Regions from separate parts of the Mus musculus genome. Here region 2 is linked to region 1. Evidence: chromatin loops called from intact Hi-C (ENCODE). Cell type or tissue: heart. All regions are shown on one strand.

Region 1 (8,000 bases):
CACAACCCTCCTTCCTTCACTTTCTTCCTCCTACTTCCTCCAGTTTAACTACACACTACCAACAACTTCATTATGTTGTTCCTCTATTCGAGGAATTCCAAAGGCTTCCCATTAACCACAGTGGAAATGTCCAACCTTCTCCAGCCCTCGAGCATCCTTACATAACTCCCACAAGTCCTCGGCAAGTTTCCATTGGGCTTGTTTTATTGTTACTTAATTTATTTTTCTCTTTAAGGCCTCTCAAGTTATTTTCCCCACTGTTTACATATTCCTTTCGCTCGTTCAGATTCTATCATTCCTTCAATGGCCAGCCAGCTTAAATAATTACCTTTACTTCAAGGCCTTTCTTCATGGCTCTGCACACACTGATCATCTCCATATTGCAAACTGTTTCTGTAGCTTATTGTGGCTTTTTCTGGGGAGGGGGGGAGTTCCAGTGGGCTTTTATTGAGATCAATTAACAAAAAGAGATAAGATTTTACCAACCATCTTTTCTGAACCATGTATAAACTCTGTAAGGACTCTGGTCCATAGACATGTACATACAACGTAACACATCCCAACAAAAACATACTACACACCCCCCTGAACATTTGCCAATTAAACAGAAAGCCAATTTTCCCTTTCCCCTAATTGTTTTCAAAATTTTAAGTTCCCACTGTTTAAAGTAGAACTAACTGGTCCTGTATAACTAGGAACATTAGAATTACTGTGGCTTTTACATACTGATTTGCTTGTTATCCATTAGCCCCAGATCACCGGAGGTGCGACATTCTGGCTAAGCCTTGTCTGTGTTTCTACCCCAGTTAGTGCAAAGCTAAGCATAACATATGTTCAGTGACTGGTAGCTCCATCATGGTCCAGAGGTTCCAGCAAGCCCATTCATACACAACACAAACTTGTCACTCTTGTCCTCTGCACACACCTTGTGTTTTCTCTTAAACGCTTCTACTGCCTACTTGGCACAGTTCCTCATCTTCTATTTGGGGGCAAGCTTCCCTTTGAATTCCAAACTAGGGATGGAAATGTAGCTCAGTGATAGAATGCATGTGCACAAAGCCCTGAGTTTGATCCTCAGCAAAATACACATGTACACACACATACATGCACACTCACGCATGTACACACACACAGTTTAAACTGATTTCACCTCCCTAGTTATATAAAATTTATCTTTTTTGAATCTATTTAATTCCTTGGTATAGTCAATTCCAGTGAGAACCTCTCTTTCCCATTCAGCCCATTAAATACTGAAGGAAGCAATAAAACTCGTCCCTACTTGCCACAGTTAATTCTGTCTCTCCTTTGTGTATTTTCTCCTTTATTTACCATGTTTTTCTAATATTTGTATTAAATCACTAATTTACATATTTGTCTCCATTTCAATCTGCCAGCCTTAGTGAATTCAGTATGTCTAATTTCCATCACCTGGGGCCTCTTGAGCATCTCTCACTGAGACACTTAAACAGCCATCCCTTTCACTAACCCCTGCACCCCATCTTTCATAGAACCACTTTGACAGCTATTGCTAAGCAGATTTGGGATGAGGGTGTAGTTTTAAAACACAGATTGCTGAGCTGTGCTCATAGCTTTTAATTCAGTACATTACAGCATCAGTGTTCACTCTTAGTTTTACCAAGAAGTTAAAAGAAAAATATGTCTCCAGTCTCAGAAATTCTGATTTAAAAAGCTTGCATTTGGGCCGGGCATGGTGGCGCACGCCTTTAATCCCAGCACTTGGGAGGCAGAGGCAGGTGGATTTCTGAGTTCGAGGCCAGCCTGGTCTACAGAGTGAGTTCCAGGAAGCCAGGGCTATACAGAGAAACCCTGTCCCGAAAAACCAAAAACCAAACAAACAAAAAAGCTTGCATTTAGGCCGTCATAGTGCTTCCCAGTTGATTTTTACTGTGCATCAGATTGAAAACTGGTATCTTAGGGTGGGATGTGAGTCAGGACCAACATCCTACCAAAGTAACTCTACAGTCAGTCTCGTTTGAGACCTGTGTCAGGAATCTTCTGAATGGAATTTGGCATAGAGGTAGTATCAGAATTTACAGTTTCTACCATTCTCTCTCCCATCATGGCACCCCTCTTTAAACATTCAGAATATAGCTTATATTTTTTGGCCTTATTAGGATCAGCATAATCTGACCTCTTCTTTATTTTCGTGAGCTGTCACTCTTACTTGTTTCTACACCGTCATAACCATGACACACTAATTTTCTGAGGGAAAAAACCCCACATGATTACAGGGCCACTTGAATTGAAATATAAACTCAAGTTGGAAGGGTGGAGCTATTAATTTGGGCAAAAAGGAAGAATCACTAAAAGGGTCCCCAAAGTTCCTGATGTCAATTAGGATACTAAACAAACCTTGAGTTCTGCTTAAGCCCTACAGAGTTCAGAAATAAACTAGGAGGCAATAAACTGTCTTTCTCTTTCCACCACATTCCATCAAGTCTTCCCCACTCTACTGGAGAATCCGGTCATCCCAGATGCCCTGGCTTTCCTCATCTTCAGATGTCAGCATTTTTTTTCCTTAGGCTTTTTATCATGATGCCTCAAAATTTCAGCTCTGAAAATCCTCTTGAAAAATATGCAATACATACTTGCATTTTCCTCTTAAAATTTCCATTGAAAAATCCAACAGCAGTATCAAGGTCAAAAGAAATTTTAAGGCACCACCAGAAACTGCCTCAGAATCCCAAGTTTTCTATTCCAAACTGTTTTTATCCTCCATGTTCAAAGATTTTTTAAAAATTCTTAAACTATAGGCTCTTTGACTAGTCTACATCCTGAAAAAGAGTGTCTTTGCAATTCACTTGGTAGCACAAATGTGGATGTGCCTTGAAATGCCATAAGGCAAGTAAGAGTTTTTAACCTTATTCCACTGAACAGAACAAACAATACATTGGCTACAGTTTTAGATACTACTGATGCCAGGAAATTGGCCAGGACTTCACTGTAGTTATTACATGTGGTAATACTTAAAAGGATTACTTTCTTAAAATCTGAAAAACTTGAAATTACTAAGACCTATGTGCTTCAGATAACAAATGTTAGACTTCCAGCCACACTGTATCAGCTTCTGTTAAGTTCCAAACCTTTCTTTCAGTTCCACTGAAATTATATGTAAATAATATTGATAAATAATAGACATTATTTGCTATATATAATATATTCTTCACTATATATAAATAATTTGGGGAAAGGTACTTGCTGTTAGACACTAAACTCATAACATTGCTTCTAAAAGCAGATGTTACATTTTCCCTCTTAATAACCACCTTAGGAAAAAACTGCCAAAGCATGGGGTGACAACCAACACCAGGTCACATGTATATGTGACCTCCATACACATATACCCATACTCACACGTATACACACACTAGACACATACCCAGACTTGAAACAAACAAACTACATTGGCATTAAGAAGTCCTACATAAAAAGCTGTGAAAACCCTGTGCACCAACAGACTACAATATGAATGACAAATTGCTTCAAAGCATCTCCCAAGGTAATTCCTAACTACAGCTGCAATTTACCAATCAGTTGTAGTTATCCTTTTAAAATGTGTGTCATTGCTGTCCAAATCTGCTGTGCTGACTTATGATAAAAGAGTTGTCTTTAACAATTTCCAGTTATTACAGGCTTCAGACATTTTTGAAAAACCTACCAAATCATAACATTATTCTGATACTAATACTTTATAAAGAAGAGTGAGCTATTTTAGTAAGTTCCTAGTCATTTAGGAGGGCGGCTTCTAGAAACTAATTGCAAGTAGAAATTTTTTTAAATGTATAATATTCCCCAAACTTTTACTATTTTGTCACGTACAGATGCGTTGACAAGTCATAATCTTTAAATACTTGAAAGCAAACTTGCCCAAAGTATTTAAATACTATGTCAAATAAAAATGTCAAAACCAGAAGTTAATCATAAAGCAACCAGACTCCCAACCACTAAGTACAAACAGGGGGAAGGGAGAGAGGGGATGATGTCCCATGACATCATTTGGCAGTATGGAGTTTGAAGGCTGAGAGCGCCTTCCAAATTAACCCTTGCAAAATCCAGCTGGGAAATTACCACGCTTATTAAGCTTGGATAGCCGAGTTTTAAAAGAAGAAAAAGCCTCGCTCCTTCAAATCACACGTCAGTACCGTATGAAAAAAATAAAAGCATCCAGGGAGGCAACTGCCTCCCACTACCCGGATAGCAACGGAAAGGTCAGAATTAGGAGGAAACTCCTCTCTGAGACTGTTCAACCCGAGGGGAGAAAGGACCGCAAAAGCGAAGGGAAGCGCTGCCTTGGCGCCCACAGGCAGGTTCTCCCACTCAGGGAAAACCTCCCTGACGCCCAACTGGCACCCATGCTCATCCAACAGAGGATGCCGACCCTCAGCAGAAAGTCGGGAGCCAGACCCCCCGAAAACAAGCAAACACCCAGCATCAGGCAGCGGACCCCACTCCCCGAGCGTGGAAGGCGCGGTTCCCAAGTGATGGCCGTTGCCCTCGAGGCGCAACTTCCCTGTTGTCCCCTCTCCAGGCCGCCTTCAACCCACCGCCCAGGGCGCCCCCCGGCCCCCGCCGCACCTACCGCGGCTGCGCCGGCCGTCACGATGGGCGGCAGCTTCTCGCGCTCCGGTTCTTTCCCCTTCCTCTCCTCCGGGGCGGCCGCGGCTACCGCCGGCGGCGCTCCGGGCGAGAGATCCCGAGCCGCCTCACTCATGTCTGGCCGGGCGGCTGAGGCGCGAGGCGGTGGCGGCGGCGGCAGCGGCGGCCGGACTGCAGCCGGGGCGGGCGCTGCTGCTGCTGCCGCGGCCGCGAGAGGGCTCCTTCCAACCGCCGCCGCCGCGCCGCCCCCGCCCCCGCGCGCGCCCGCGGCCCGTCGCGCGCCCGCGCGTGTGCGCGCGCCCCCGGGCTGGCCGCCAGGCTCCGCCGCCCACCCCCTGCGTGCGCCCGGCTCGCGCCCTCGGCCGCGCTCCGCTCCCGCGGGTCCGCCGGCCGGGGCTCAGACCGCGGCCCCGCGTCACGCGCGGGGACCGCTGAGGAGACGGCGCGGGGCGGGAGCTGGGGGGCGCCTGGTCGCCATGTTGGTCGCGGGCTGTGGTGGGAGGGCGACAGGCCTTGTAAAGGCTGTGACACGGATTCTAACCCTGGCTTTCCCTTCACCTGGAGTGGCAGGTGAGCCGGGGACCTTTGACCCAGCTGGTGGCCTTTGACCTTTAAACTCGCGCTCAGGAAGCGGACTCGGGGTCATGTCTGCCCCCTGATCTTTCCTCCAGTGCCTCCAGCGCCGGGGAGACTGGGAGACCGCTCACCTGAGCATCCTTATGACTAACTCTTTCCCCGTGTCCTCTCCTGGCCTCATCCTACGGGAGAAGCGCTTAGGGTCGGGAGAGGACAATGCGACACCGTGCTCCCCTCCCACACACACTCCAGGGCAGGACGGCCAGGCCACACTTTCCATTTCTGAGCCGCGGTCCCTCATGACTGCCAAGTCCGCCTCTCCCTTCCGTGCCCACGCGCCTACATTTTGCTCTCCCCGCCCCCCGCCGTCCTTCGTTCCCTCTAATCCCTTGTCCCCTTCCGTTTATAAGTTACAGATGGACAGATCCAAACTGCTGAGTAATCCATAATAAACCTCGTAATAAATTCTGGGTAAGAACGTTTAAAAAATTACTTTAAATCGTCATGTTAAAATATCCCCACCTCCACCACCCGACGACGACTTAGACAATTTCCTTTCTCCTCGCCCCCTCCTTTTCCTTTTATCAGTCTGCTGGAATGGCAGAGACACCTGCTGATGGAGGAGAAGGGAGAGAGGAAGTATTCACTGTACCACTTACTAAAAATAGAGAATTTCTCGACATTGAGGTCTTGGGATTTTTAGTTGAGACTTCGTTATTTTATTCATGGTGAAGTGAATTTTCTAATCCAAGAATACTCAGCTCCAAATACAAGAAGCAAGAATATCTCTGAAACAAATTCAGAGGGGATTTGGTGACTGTCATTTTATATAATTCAGAGTCCGCAGAACTAAATAAATAGTTACAGTTCTTCCTGGCATGAGGTTGTTTTTCAAGCCCAGAATTTGTAGCAAGCAATAAAGTGAATCGGATAGTGCCTACTGTATTACTTTGGAAATTATAAAGTTTGCTTCTATTTCTAGGAAGTATTTGTAGTTTTAATATAATTGCTGTCACCATCGTTTCTCTATTAATAACAAAAGGTGTACAATAAGTAGAATAAAGTAGCCAGGTATTTCATAATCTTTAGAGCCAAATGACACAGGCACTACTTTGCAACACCCTTTTCTGTCTCCTTTTTCTTGAATTTTTGTTTTTAGACCTCTCTTCTTAAATCTCCGGACTATCTCATAGACATCTGTTTTCTTTTAGCAGGCCAGCATGCTGAAAACTGGTAACAAACATTGTAAAACCAACCTTTCATTTTAAATACGATTCAAGATGTACCATGCTACTGTGTCTAGACTGGTAGAATAAATTCTGAAATGATGGTGGGTTATCTCTCCTATTGTCTACAACCAAATTTAGTAATTTGCTATTAAAATACTTGGATCAGAAACGAGTTGGATCGCATGCCTTATGCTTTCACTTTTCATGTGTGAGACAAAATAAAAGTGTGTCTGTACATCTAGTCACATTCAATAGAACAAAAATATTTAGATATTGGCAAAAAAACTGGCAAGTCAGAAGTGTTCATTTCTACTGCTCCAGACGAGATAAGGCAATGGAAACAAGCCCATTGGTTTATTCTGCTGGGAGCTCTATATAGGAAAGATAAGCATCATGATGAATTTGTTTCCACTTCCTACTAAATACATGATTCATAATGTACCACTTAAAGTCTCTTTCATACAAGCCCCGGGTAAGGACTGGGAGGTAGATGGGGGTGCTCTTGGTAAGCTAGAATGATAACTCTGGCAGAACTTGTAAGGCAACTGTCACGAAAAACTTTTTGTGTGTACCTACTGGATCTGGGGGTTGAGGGGAGTCAGACAGAGCTCTGGCTGCTATGCATAAAGATGTGCTGAAGACGCTTTTCAGTGACACCAAATGTAATGGTCAAGTGTGGGGACCTTTCTAAGTCCAGATGCAACTGGACTTGATCAATCAGGTTTTTCATCTGATTTAGGAAGGCAAAAGACCTAAAGGGGAACGGGGTGGCATGGGGCAATGAAATGGGATTTAGAGAGATTATATCCAAAGAGGAATGAATGGCAAAGATAAGAGTTGGAAGGCAATGGAAAGTCTAGCTGACAGAGCACCCCTTTAATTACACACAGTAATAATAGTGTACTGAACAACAGCAAAATTGGTTCTGAAAGAGCATTTAAGAATGGTTCCTAACCAATCATTATGATCATGTGGTCTATTTTAAATGTGTGCTTCAGACTTACTTTTAAGGTTCTATCACATTAATTTATCGCTTGATGTGCCATGTTGCACATGTGGAGGTCAGAAGGCAGCATGAGGCAGTTCTCTCATTCTGTTGTCTGAGTCCCTGAGGATGGAGCTCAGATGTGAAGCTGGGCAGCCAGCTCCTTAATCTAGTGAGCTATCTCATCAGCCTTGCGACACACTTTTTAAGGAAAGCGTCTTTTTCATATTCCAATTGAGTATTGGTCCTGAAGTAGTGAAGTCAATAAATATACTTCTTTTAACCGTGTTTGGCATACTTCCTTGGGTACAATGATTGTAACTTTTTGGAGAAAAATGCATCCAATCTGTTGCATTACAGAAGAAAGTGGAACACACTGGCCGTCAAAATGAAGCAAACACGCAGTTGTAGACAATAGGTTCTATTCAACTAGAGATGTTCTCTAAGACCCTGTTCACGACTTCTGTTTTTCACATACACAAAGATAGAGCATTTCTTACTTATTTTTATTAAAAACAAAAGCCAAAACTGTACCCAGATACTGTTTACACCTATACAACTCTTTCTTTAGAAGCTTCTAATGGTGGGATTAT
Region 2 (8,000 bases), 150 kb after region 1:
CCCTGCCTCCATCCCAAATCACACTACCTTTGAAGCCTAAGTCTTACAGGTGGCATATGTGTGCACGCACTTGTGCCTTCTAACTGATACGATGCTCTTAGATCCTGCCACGCATAGTCCAGGTCAAACTCTCTGATCTTACTCGCTAATCTCTCTTCTAGAAGGTTCTCCCTGTAGCGCTCAACCACTTAAGCGTTCTGTATAAACAGCACAGAGAAGCTGACATGACATCATATAAAGTAACCCTGCCCCTGCCTACAATCGGCTCCTTTTCATGCTCTTCGTCACCAATAAATATTGAATCTATTTACGTTTCCCTTCCTAGAATGTATCTGTATTTAGCACTGCACTTGACACGTAGTAGGCAGTCAATACATGTTTTCAATGACAGTTAATTATTAATTGTTCAAATTAAATACAAGGCAAGGACAAATTACCATAGAAGACATTTCATAGTTAACTGCTAATGAACAGCGTGAGCCAGTTAACATCCCAGGGGAGTATTCATCAATACCACTAGATAGCTTTTCCACAGTATATGTAACCAGACCTGACCACAAGACCCATCAGGTCTCAGTATGTTCAAACAGCTTTCAGTAAAATTCTGTGTTTAAAACTGTGATTAAACTATATATAACATAACATTTATCATTTTAATTTTCTAGTGATTCTATCTGGCTCATTCATTTGTGGGTATAGTCTATCCATTCGTGAGGGAGGGAGCACGTTCAACGGAAATTATGAAAAAAGCATAGAAACTGAACAGCTTTGCATGTGAATTCAGGCCCAGCACTCAACAGCTGTGAGCACGGTTAGTGAAGCTTACTTTTCGTACATATAAAAATTAGGATAATCCAAATATTCTTTCCCTATAACCACTGCAAACTGCTTCAAGATTGATGAAAAGCTAAAATGGCCTTGGTACACATATAGCATCTAGTTTAGAACGTATGATAGATATTAAACTGAGGCTACTGGGATTAAGTTTCACTGAATAAGAAAATAAAATTATAGTAACAGAAAGCACAGAAAGTATGTATACTCATACAAGTAGTTAAAAAAAAACAATTTTCCCTCTGTAAGGCAGGAGACAGTAAAATCCTAAAAATTCCTCAGCTACAGCAATATTACAACATTCTCAAACTTGACTTGAGCGTGCTCTAGAATTACCAAGCCAACCCTTCGAAAGGCAGATGCTGGGCACAGGAGCTCCCCAGGAAGTAGGCCTGTAGACATGCATTCTACCAGATGCTCCGGGCATGCCGACAATAGTGTGATTGGGGAAGGAATCAGTCAGAGGCACGAGCCAACTCCTTCAGGGTCATTTTTGAAAATATTAAAAATCTGAAATACTTCGCTTTTTGCAAGTTCATAACCATTTTAAAGCCTTTTAAAGAACATTTTACAAACTGGGTTTAAAAGTCAACATGTACTTGGGGGACAGAGGCAGGCGGATTTCTGAGTTCGAGGCCAGCCTGGTCTACAAAGTGAGTTCCAGGACAGCCAGGGCTATACAGAGAAACCCAGTCTTGAAAAAAAAAAAAAAAAAAAAAACACAGTAAACATGTATTAGGATTCAACTGATAGGAAAACTTCATGCTATTAGCATACCAGTGACAAATATTCTGAAAATTAATTTGAAAGTAATTAAGACTACTTTCTAAATCTTAAAAATCCAGACCAAAACAGAGCACAACAGTTTTAAAGGCACGCACGCACGCACGCCTAGGTGAATTTGGGTTTCACATAGAAAGCGGAGGACACAGAAATACGTACATGTATGGAGGCATTCCGTCACTGTCGTGGGCTTGATCAGATAGCCTTTACAGATGTAGCAGGTGATGTAAGGGTTGAAGTCTTTCACCAAGTGTTTCCTTTGGGTAGCCATTCGAGGTCAGCTGGCTTGAGCAGTTGAAGCAGAGGAGCACTAAGGAGATGCAAAGCTGCTCCCAGGAGCTAGCGCAATGTTCCTGTAGGAGTCCCGAGGCGCGAGCGTCCAGCCTGAGCGCAGGTCACTGAGCATCACTCACTCCTTTTGGCGGTTCTCTTTCTCATACCTGTTCCCAAAGTCACAGAGAGAAGGCATCACATTTCTTATACTGCATTTAATATCATTAACAGTACATTTTCAGGGTCAAAATGTGATGAGCAGGACACAACCTTTATTGTAGAATTAACCTGTAAATCTACTCTCATTTAATTGAGAGTTACCAAATTCACCCAGTTATGAAGCTTCAATTACCACTGCAACTCATGGCACCCAAAGCTGCTGAACCCAGTTAAGGCTGCTCCTCGGCAGTACTGGGCTTTTACTACCTGCTTGACTTCCTATCAGGAGCCTCTGCCGATACAAGCGACCAAGTCTCACAACTGAAGTCAGCAACCCCCTACCAAAGGGTCTCTATTTCCATTCTGTACTCTCCGTCCAGTTAACAGTCAAATCAACATGATGTGCATGTCCCCTCTTCAGACAGATACCCTCCGGGCAGGGCATCTGACATTCTGCTATCAGGTTTATTCTATTTATTTATTACAGTTAGTACTTCTCAAATAGAAAAAATAAAAAGTCGGCGCTTCCTCTCTGTAAACAGAAAAAGCATGTAAGGTTTTTAGCCTGTCCCATGAGATGTAAACCACATTCCTAATTGGTTTCCATTGCAAACTGACTCTAACCTTTCCTTCAACACTTCAGGTACACTGACAGGACCACTCTTCCCACCATATAAACTCTGCAGGCTCCTATCTTCTGTCCAACATGCCTTTCCTCTTCATCACTGCACCATCCTTGTCCCTGTGTCCCTCTCTGACACTATCCTCACTGTAATCCCTATTTGCTAATGCTTACTTCTCCCCAGTTACTTTTTTTCACTGATTTAACATTCATTCATTCATTCATTCTTATTTTTCTGGGCTGGGTTTCTTATAGCCCAGGTTGGCATACAACTCCTGGTTTAGAGGGGATGACCTTCAATTTCTGATCCTCCTGCCTCCTCCTCCTTTAGCATGCCGGTAATACAGGTGTGACCCACCACTCCCAGTTTGCACTGTGACAGGGATCAAACTCAGGCACAGTGCATGTTAGGCAAGCACTCTACCAAAATTCATTCTTTTTTTCCTCTATTAGTGAGAAAGTTCTAACAGATACCAGCCACAGTTAGTCTCAAGTAGCTATTTATTTCATTGCTTTATTTGTAAGATAAAAATAAGAGCTCCAGCGACCTAGAAAGGCGATGATTAAATGAAATAGTGAACAGTGAAAACTGAAGAAATGTCATTAATTCTTCTTAGAATTTTACTAATCACTAGCTTGTTAGGTTATTTAAAAAGTTTTGCAAATTCCCTACAAGAAAGATGACCTTAGAAAACAATGAAGATGCTGATTTCAGTAGGTTCATCCTACACGAATCTCACTCATTAGGCAGAAACTTTTCCACTACCTTGGCTGTTAACACATAGGCGAGTATAAAATAACTGGAAAAGTCTAGAAGGCATCATTCCAGCAGCACACCCTCACTGTGAACGTTCAGGGTATAAGCTCGGAGCGTCTACTCCTTGGGAAAATAGTGTCAAGGATATGACAGAAAGTGTAATTTAATTAATTGCAATGTCGGGGTTCTGGCCTTCGTGACCTTCAGCAAAGCATTAATATCCTCGCCTGGGTCCCCGCTCCTCTCTCGACTTTCCCTTGCTCCCAGGACTTACGTGAGCGCTCGCTCGAGGCAAACCGGTGGGAAACGCAGTCCCAATCCCAAGCCCAGAGCCCTGTCACCCCGACACGGAAAGGAAGCGAGCGCTTGCGGTGTCGCGCGGCCGGCCGGCGGCAACTTTTCCGCGTCAGCCGGCGCGGGTCCCGGAGGTTCGAGCCCTTCACCGCCGGGCAGGTGCTCGGCTCAGGAGCCGGGGCTACTCGCGCGGGGACCACGGGACAGGACGAGTCTCCGCGGGCCGGCCGCGCCGCCCCCGAGCGCTGCCCCGAAACCCCGCGCGCCCGCCCCGCCCCCGAGCGGCTCCGGCTCCAGCGCCCGGCGCGGCAGGTGTCTGGGGCGCCGCGGCCGCCGGCGCAAACTTGGCGCGCGGCCGGGCCGCCCCCGCGCGGTACCTACCCAGCGGCCGCCGCCGCTCTTCAGCCCGCCGGCGCGCCCGCCTCCGAGCCCGGGAAAGCGAAAGAGAAACAGCGCCCGCCGCGGCCTGTCTGGTCCCCCGCGCCCTGTCCGCCCTCCCCCAGCAGGCGGGAGCGCGCGGGCTCCGCGGGGCCACTCGGCTCTGGCGCGATAGGGCGCGGCGGGCCTCGGGGCCAGGCCGGTGCCGCCTCCAAGGGCAGCTCCACCCACCTCCAACCGCCAGAGCCGCCCGCCTGCCCGCAGGCCACGCCTCTCTCGCCGACCACGCCCCGTCCCCACGCCCTTTCCTCGTGGGCCACGCCCCTTCCCGCCGGCCACGCCCCCAGCCCACGCCCGCCGGCTCGTGCTCCTCCTAGGCGCCTGGGACACCCTGAGTGCCCTGCCCCCCACCCTTGTTGCTCCTGTGTGACACGTAGCTGTGGCCGAATTTTATCTCCGTTCTTATCCTCGCCATCCCTCTCAGGGTTGTTTTCAGTCTTAACAATGACCAGTACGCTTTGCCTGGCCGGTTCAAAAGCAATGGTCAGCGTTGAGCACTGAGTCACCTCACTGAATTTTCTCCTTGGGGCGGTGAGATGGCTCAGCCGGTAAAGGCACTTGAAGCCATGCCTGAGGAGACTTGCTCAGTCCTCAGCATTCAACGGAAGGAGAGAATGGACAGAACGACCCCTGCAAGCTGTTCTCTGACCTCTATAGGTCAGAGGACAAACTCACAAACATTCATATAAATAAATATAACTTAAGACATCGAAGAACAGTTTCATAGGAGGCATTGTTCTCCACACTGGACCCACGAGGCCGTACTGGACATGAAGACACTGGCTTGCAATGAACCTTATTTAGAAATCACCATTGAACTTGTAGCAGTATGATAGGTCTAGCAATCAGAATCACTGACAAATACAGGTAAAGTGGTAAAAATTTATTGCTGTTTGCAAGGTTCAAAACAAACAAAAACCCCAGTGCTCTTTCTAGTGGACTTTGAGACTTCGGAGACACCATTCATTAACAGAAAAGGAGGATTCCTTGAAAGGTGACCTATACTCCTCTCCTACTGCTTTCCCCAAACTCATAAATTCCTACTGAGCATAACTTAGACCCAGTACTTCACTTCTTAGAAGACTATAATCTAGGATCCCTAGGATCCTAGGCAAAGCAAGGTAGCCATCACTTACTAACCAAATATCAAAGGAGAATTCTCCAAAGCGCAAGCTGCAAAGTAACCTTCAATCTTGCACACCAGAAAGAGAATCAGGGCTGCAGTTCCAGCATCTCTTTTGTACGAGCCAGAGCAAAGGTGGCTGAAGAATTCGGAGAGAATGCAGAGCATTCGCTTTATCTCCTCCAGACAGGCAGAACCTCTGGCTAGTGACAGATTGCGGAGGTGACTTCAAGAACAAAACAACAATCCAGGCGTGCACAGGTGTCCAGAGATATACCTCAAATTTAAAATGCACGGGGCAGAACAGGATGCCTTTAAAACTAGCCATTTTTATAACTAAACAGGTAAATTAGATGCAGGTAAAACAAATTCATTTGAATATCGCTGCAGGAAGAATACAGAGCTTTAAGTGATTATAATCCTCTTAAGGACCCCTTTTTGAAACTCCGACTCAAGGTTGGGATGACTTCTGCAAGACACAGTAATTACAGTAAGCAAAAGAAAACAAGTCAAGTGACTGTAGGCTTCATGTCTTTCATACTGAATGTATCCAAATGAGAAAAGCCAACCTATTTCTAGTATATTTAAAATAGGCAATGGGGCCAGGCAGTGGTGGCTCACACCTTTAATCCCAGCACTTGGGAAGCAGAGGCAGGCGGATTTCTGAGTTCGAGGCCAGCCTGGTCTACAGAGTGAGTTTCAGGACAGCTGGGGCTACACAGAGAGAAACCCTGTCTCGAAAAACCAGAATAAAATAAAATAGGCAATGGATTGCACACTAAGTTCTATTAAAATGTGAAATGGAAGATCCTGTTATATACACTGTAGCACACACACAATGGCCTAATATTGTTCTAGTTTGTGTCTGCAAGTGTTTTAAATGTCTTTTCCAGGAGTACAAACATTGAGAACTCCGAGAGGAATGCAGTTGGTGATCGGTAAGTGAGCTGCCCAGTATTTTCAGAAATGATCTTGGACTCGGACTCCGGGAGGACATACCCCAGCAAAGGAGGGAGAGAGGGAGTGCTGATGCCAAAGCCCTACGCAGTCCCCTGCGGTGGCCGTGGAAATGGAGATGCTGGAGTAAGACTGAGAGATGCCATTGGGTCCCATCCTTTGTGGGGACACCAGTGTTTTGAGTCCCTACTTACATTTGAAGCCAAACAGTGTCTTAGTCATCCATTCTTTGCTGTGAAGAGAAACTGAGACCAGAGACCACGGTAACTCTTCTGGAAGAAAAAGCACTTAACTGGGGGCTTGCTGACAGCCCCAGGGACTAGCTCATTTCCATCCCAGGAGAGGACATGGTGGCAGGCAGGTGTGAAGTAGCAGGCTGGAGAAGTAGCTAAGAGCTAATTCCTGATCCCAGTTAGGCCAAGAGAGAGAGTGGGCTCGGCATGTACTTTTGAAACCTGAAAGCCCACCCCTGATGAACTTGATAAGTAAGCATTCAAATATCTGGCTCAAATGGGACAATTCTTATTCACCAGTTTGCGATTTCTTCTCTCTCTTCTTTAGAAACCATCTGAGTCTCTTACCCCAAAAAAGTTATTTAAAAAAAAAAAAAAGCAAGTGATTTGCTTGCCCTGCAGATACAAAGCTATAAATTCCCAGTGCTTCGAGAAAATAAAACAATAAGACCCACGGAAAAGTAATTTAAAATATAAACATTAGTCTGATTAAAAATAACAACAAAGAAGCTGATGAGCTGGCTCAGTGGTTAAGAGCACTGACTACTCTTCCAAAGGTCCTGAGTTCAAATCCCAGCAACCACACGGTGGCTCACAACCATCCATAACGAAATCTGATGCTCTCTTCTCGAGTGTCTGAAGACACACTACAGTGTACTTACATATAACAAATAAATAAATAAATAAATATTTTTTAAAAATAACAACAAAAACAATGGCAAGATAGATCAACGCATTCCTGGTGCTCTAAGTATATAGCACTGGGACATGAATGTTTCACTTCATTTTACAGACACAAGACCCCCAACCCCCCACAAAGTGCAAATCCAAAAATCACAGCTGATTTGGGTTGAGCCAAGACAAAAGCATCAGTTCAGTTTTATTTATGCCTTTTAGAAATTCTCAAGTACATGAAGTTATGGGATACACAGTTAACAGAATAACTTAAGAACTGCCTGCCTCCCCACCCTACACAAATGGATGGAGAAGGGGCAGAAGAGGAGGAGAGCTAGTAACAGCACCCATTTCCACCACTCATTTTTTAGAAAGATTTATTTATTTTATATATATGAGTACACTGTTGCTGTACAGATAGTTGTGAGCCTTTATCTGGTTGTTGGGAATTGAATTCAGGACCTCTGCTTGCTCCGGTCAACCCCGCTTGTTCAGTCCTGCTCACTCTGGCCCAAAGATTTATTAACGATTATAAATAAGTACACTGTAGCTGTCTTCAGACACACCAGAAGAGGGCGTCAGATCTCATTACAGATGGTTGTGAGCCACCATGTGGCTGCTGGGAATTGAACTCAGGGCCTTCAGAAGAGCAGTTTAGAAACATTCACGAACAAAAAACAGTTTGCAACCTTCTGAGGAATTGTAGAAAGAAGCAACTAAGAACAGCCACGTGGTGATGGCTGGAACTAGGGATTAGTACTTTGGTCTTTTCACTTCAACCCTATCTGCTTCCATCTTCTTCCTCTTCTCAATCCCTGCACTTATTTTCTTCCACTGTCAAAGCTCTGCCTC

Evidence for each region. Hi-C counts contacts between places; a loop is a spot of excess contacts. Peaks named below come from ENCODE experiments on the same cell type or tissue, not always from the same donor. Only the 100,000 strongest peaks of a DNase experiment are listed, where the experiment ranks them.
Region 2: a loop joins it to region 1, with 5 times the contacts of the local background. A loop is called at or near these places in 2 of 42 quality-filtered maps.

Annotation. Positions count from the first base shown.
Region 1 is chr19:36,551,516-36,559,515 of GRCm38, reverse strand. It overlaps Hectd2 (HECT domain E3 ubiquitin protein ligase 2), which reads right to left and starts at 4,877. Exons shown (of 21, transcript NM_172637.3): 1 at 4,601-4,877. The coding sequence starts at 4,732. It overlaps Gm41838 (a long non-coding RNA gene), which reads left to right and starts at 5,477. Exons shown (of 2, transcript XR_877830.3): 1 at 5,477-5,664; 2 at 5,782-6,591. In heart, a CTCF peak has its summit at 4,637; DNase peaks (open chromatin) are centred at 4,475, 4,825, 5,105 and 5,145; H3K4me3 peaks cover 2,689 bases; H3K27ac peaks cover 1,539 bases; H3K27me3 peaks cover 288 bases.
Region 2 is chr19:36,406,013-36,414,012 of GRCm38, reverse strand. Pcgf5 (polycomb group ring finger 5) reads right to left here and starts at 4,265. Exons shown (of 10, transcript NM_001368691.1): 1 at 4,104-4,265; 2 at 1,777-2,057. The coding sequence starts at 1,888. It also overlaps the pseudogene Gm9042. In heart, a CTCF peak has its summit at 4,241; a DNase peak (open chromatin) is centred at 4,322; H3K4me3 peaks cover 2,959 bases; H3K27ac peaks cover 2,067 bases.